2 separate regions of the Mus musculus genome follow, and region 1 is linked to region 2. A link is a loop called in an ENCODE intact Hi-C map of the cell type or tissue named here. Cell type or tissue: gastrocnemius. All regions are shown on one strand.

Evidence for each region. Peaks named below come from ENCODE experiments on the same cell type or tissue, not always from the same donor. Only the 100,000 strongest peaks of a DNase experiment are listed, where the experiment ranks them.
Region 1: it touches region 2 in a loop (1.9-fold over the local background); 6 of 42 quality-filtered maps call a loop at or near these places.

What each region holds. Positions count from the first base shown.
Region 1 is chr11:61,436,542-61,439,041 of GRCm38, reverse strand. No RefSeq gene overlaps it. Among named protein-coding and RNA genes, the nearest start is that of Rnf112, 16 kb to the left of the region's middle. In gastrocnemius, no CTCF peak of the experiment used is centred here; no DNase peak of the experiment used is centred here.
Region 2 is chr11:61,483,216-61,485,715 of GRCm38, reverse strand. It overlaps Mfap4 (microfibrillar-associated protein 4), which reads right to left and starts at 285. Exons shown (of 6, transcript NM_029568.3): 1 at 231-285. The coding sequence starts at 236. In gastrocnemius, no CTCF peak of the experiment used is centred here; DNase peaks (open chromatin) are centred at 424, 891 and 1,298; H3K4me3 peaks cover 1,212 bases; H3K27ac peaks cover 2,258 bases.

The sequences.
Region 1 (2,500 bases), 47 kb after region 2:
TGTGTGTGTGTGTGTACTGGCTGGTTTGTGTGTCAACTTGACACAAACTGGAGTTATCACAGAGATAGGAACTTCAGGTGAGGAAATGTCTCCATGTGATCCAGCTGTAGGGCATTTTCTCAACTAGTGATCAAGGAGGGAGGGCCCATTGTGGGTGGTGCCATCCCTGGGCTGGTAGTCTTGGGTTCTATCAGAAAGCAAGCTGAACAAGTCAGGGGAAGCAAGCCAGTACTTAACATTCCTTCATGGCCTCTGCATCAGCTCCTGCTTCCTGCCCTGCTTGAGTTCCAGTCCTGACTTCCTTTGGTGATGAACAGCAATGTGGAAAGTATAAGTTGAATAAACCCTTTCCTCCTCAACTTGCTTCTTGGTCATAATGTTTGTGCAGGAATAGAAACCCTGACAAAGACAGTGTGTTTGTGTATGAGTGTGTGTATGTGTGTTGATAAATGTGATGATGTCTCATAAGTCTTCTAGACTTCCTTTATTATTTTATCTCCCCTTTTTCCAAGTGACCAGTGTTAAATTGCAGACAAGTATGCTGTGACTTCCTACAGTGCCCATTCGGTTATCGAATCCTACCATTCCAGAGCTAATCTGCCTCTTTTTAATGGTTCCCATTGACACTTTCTTTTTTTTTTTTTTTTTTGGTCTTGGCCTACTTTATGATTCCATTTAGCTGTCCAATTGTCTGCATTCTCTTGGGAAAACAAACCAAACCAAAATAAAATGGTTGCACTTCTTTAAGACAATTTATTTTGAATACTTTGTCAAATAGTTTATAGATTAATATTTCTTTGGAGTCAGCTTCCGGGTATATTTTGTTCCCTCTAATGGGCCATGATTCTGTGGACTTGTGTGCATGTGCATGTATGTTTGCGTGGGCACATGTACCTTGTGGATATTTTGCTAAGTTTTATGTATTTGAAAAAGCATCGGCCTCTCTCAGTCTTTATTGAATAGTTGCACAGAGGATGATCTTTGCCAATTAGTCTTCTCCAGTTTCTAGGGTTCTCTGAAGTCTTTGGGGGAGCAGAGGTGGGCTGCAGCTTCTTTCCTTTTCACATGTTCCTGTCTTGATTTGGTGGGGGATTGTCTAGTGAGGCAGTAAAGCACACTTCTGGGTCTACCTGCAAGGGACTTCTCAGAACAAGGAAGACAAGAACCCACCTACAATCAAGGCAAGGAGGAAGAGGAGAAGGAGGAGAAGGAGGGGGAGGAGGATGAGAAGGAAGACAAGGAGGAGGAGGGGGAGAAGGAGGAACAGGGGAAGAAGTGGGCAAGGAAGAGGAGGAGAAGGAGGAGGAGGATAGGGGGGAGGAGGAGAAGGAGGAGGAGGAGAGGGAGGAGGAGGAGAAGGAGGAGGAGGAGAGGGAGGAGGAGGAGAAGAGAGAGGAGGAGGAGGGGAGAAGGGGGACAAGGAGGAGGAGGAGAGGGAGGAGGAGGAGAAGGAAGAGGAGGAAGGAGAGATAGTGTAGGTGGAGGAAAGGAGGCTGTGTCTAGGCATTCTCTTCTCTCTGCAGCACAGCCTCCGTGAGGGGCAGCTTTGTTCGGCTCTGTCCATTCCATGCTGATGTTTTGCTTTGTCACAGCCCATGAACAAGGCAGCCAGACTACTGTGGACTAAATGCCTGAAACCACTCACCAAACACAAACGCCACTGCTTCTTCTAAGTGGTTTCTCTCCTATCCCAGGGACATAAGCACGTGCTTCTTCCTGTGGTCAGAGGGGGTTGGTGATCTCCTTTTCAGGAGCTTGTATCTCTCTCTTGCATCTTTTTTTAATTGAGAAAGATGTTCGCACAGTATATTTTGATCATGCTCGCTCCCTGCTGCAGTTCCTTTTAGATCCTTCCCGTCTCCTACCTCACTCAGCTTTATGTTCTTTCCCCCTTCTCTTAAAAAAACAAACACACAAACAAAAACAGTAAGAAACACAAAAGTGCCCAGAAAACAATAAACTGAGAAGAAACAAGCAAAAGACAATAAGACAACAAAACGTCCAAACAAAGCAAATGAGACCAAAGGAAAAAAAAGTTTACAAAAACTTCTTTGAATTCATTTTGTGTTGGCCAACTGCTCCTGGGCATGGGGCCTGTGCTGTGGTGTGTGGTTAATACTCCCAGTGAGATTCCATTGGTGAAAACTAATGTTCCTTTGTCAGTGGCTATCAATTGCAGGTAGCTTCTTGGCTGGGGTGGGAGCCCTTGTTCACTTCCCCCGGTTGGTGCTGAGTTGTGACCTGTATGTCTCTTGTGTGTGCTGCCACAGTCTCTGAGATTACATACACATGAGCCTTGTCATGTCTGGAAGACCCTGTTACCTTCAGCGTCATCCATCACATTTGGTTCTTGCAAACTTTCCTTTCCTCCTCCTCCCTTTCCTCCCCCCCCTCCCTCTCCTTCCCCTCCCCCTCCCTCCTCCCTGTCCTTCCCCTCCCCCCTCTCCTTTCTCCCTCCTCCCCCTTCTCCCCTCCTCCCCCTCCTCTTCCCTGTCCTTCT
Region 2 (2,500 bases):
GATGGGAAATGGGGTGAGTGTAGCCCCCAACATGGGCCAGACGCCTCCCACCTCCCAGGGCTCTCCCTGCCTGAACTCTGCCCTCTGTCTTTTTTACCCCCTCTCAACTTTCAGAGGAAGGCCCAATATCCCCAGAACTTAAGTTTCAAGAGAACTCCACTGAGCTTCGCTGTTCCCTATCTGGCAAGTGGCTTGTCTCCACAAATGGTCTTGATCCTCCAGGCCAGTACCTTCATGGTGTCAGCTCAGTTGAGAGAGGCTGGCTGTCTGGGGCCCCAGACTGCAGCCGCCCACAGTTATGTGTTGGGTCTGAGCCCACAGACCCAGCTCCGCCCCTGGAACTGCAGAATGCCCCCCACCCCCACCCCAACAACCGGCCCCCGGCATCAGCTTACACTGTCAGGGGCCAGAGGACCACCTGGGTCTCATTAGGCCTGTCAGAGAAGCACTGTGAACCAGACATTAACTCCTTACCAGCCGCAACTGTACCCTGGACCCCACTCTGCCTCCTGCCCTGCTGGACTTGTGGGTCCTTTGGCAACCCCCGCTGGCCTCTGCTCACCCCTCTGTTTCCTGACAGGCCCTCTGCAGATGTCTGCTTTCCTAACTAGTCTGCTCAAGAGGTGTCCCTGGGACTGAGACAGGGGTCTTCACTTGGCAATGGGAAGGCTAGGGGAGACGGTCCCAAAGCTCCCTATGAGGGAGCTGCCTGGCCTGGGAGGAGACAGGGCCAGCAGGGGCCCGAAGTCTCCTGGCAAGCTTGGGACATTTCTGAGCCATGAGCAGAAAGATACAGGCGGCCAGCAGCTCTGTCTGCCTCGACTGGAGCCAGGGCCCTCTCCAACTCCTTCCCAGCCCCCTCCCCTGCTGGGTGTCTGTACCCCCCACTCTTTCCCCTCCTACAGTTCCCTGGACCATCTGGGGTGCTTTTGTTTCTCCTCGCTCGGCCCCTCCTCCCTTCTAAGCCCATCTGCTCTCACCGCCGCCCGCCCGCCCGGCTGAGCCTCTCGAGCCCTCTCTCCTCCATCCTGGCTGAGCCCAATGCTGCTTTCCTTGTCCACCTTAAGCCTGGTTTCGGTGTGCCTCCCGCCACCCTGGCCACCCAGTCTCTTCTGATTTTGCTCTCTCCTCCTCCTCCCATTCTCTGTCGGCTGCAAGAGTGTCCCAGGTGCCTGATCTGTGTTCCCCTGTTTAAGCCTCCGGTGGCTCTCCATTCCTTCACGGCTGAGGCCAACATTTCCGACTGGGACTTGAAAGGAATTACCAGTCTGGCTCGACCTCCCTTCAAGCCCGTGCTCCTCGTGACTCCCTACACTTTGTCTGGCTACCCAGACTCCTGGCCAGCAGGCCCCTGGGCCTTTGCCTGGGCTGTTCCTCGTGGCGCCCACCGGCCTTTCCTTTTGTCTCTGAGTGCTAGTGGGTAGTGCTCATTGCCTCCCAGTTCTGCACACTCAGCACCCATCATAAAGCGTATGGATTCACCAAAGACAGATTTTTGTTTTTTTTTTTTGAGCACCTACTATGTGTTACACAATATGTTTGCTGCTGGGGATGCAGAATCAGCCCCTGGAGTGGCCTACGTGTTTTGGACAAAGAACCAAAAATGCCTTGAAGGGACACAAATGTAACAGGTGAGCATGTGAGAGATCCAGAGCAAAGAGATGGCTTAGATCCTTTCTCTCCATCCCTGGAAAAGGAGAAAAGACCCACGAAGAACCCCATTGGGCCTCCTTGACAGTGCCCACACCAACTTGTCCAAGCTGACCTGGAACTCACTCTGTAGACCAGGCTGGCCTCGAACTTAGAAATCCGCCTGCCTCTGCCTCCCAAGTGCTGGGGTTAAAGATGTGTTCCACCACACCCGGCCCAAAGGAGAAATCTTAACCTAATTAAATTCAATGTGAATTTGAGCAATTATAAACAAAGCAACACAAAACAAAAGTGATTTGCAAATTGGGCGGTCCAAGGCGAATTCAGACAACTCCCAGTAATAATAGGATCTGACAGCACTGAGAGGGAACGAGCGTGTGCAGAGACCGCTTAATTGGTTACAGCTTAGTTCCGTAATTGGTTTCAGAGCCGCCTGAAGTTAGTTGGAGTCAGAGTCAGTGCAGGAGCTGAAGCTGAACCAGGGGCCTCCCACAAATGCTATCTGGTGGACTGTAGTCATTAGTTAGCCAGATTCGCTCATCATCGTCATAAACATCCGATGGTTCTCCTTCGAGTGGGTTGTAGTCAACACAGTTTTCACCCTTGTCTGTGGAAGGCAGAGTTGGCCTCCTCACGATAATCACTCTTGCGTTAGTCCAGATTTTTAGCTGGCTCATTGTCCAGTCTCTCATGTGGCTGGGTGAGGTCACAGGTCTGAATTTTGGCCAATAAGATGCAAATGGAAGATGGATGGATCTTGGTTTTTCCTTCTGCTTCTGAAGCTGAGGGAGGGAGACCTAGCTGCTGCCTGGAACATGGGGATGAGGCCTTATGTGGGGAATGGCTGAGG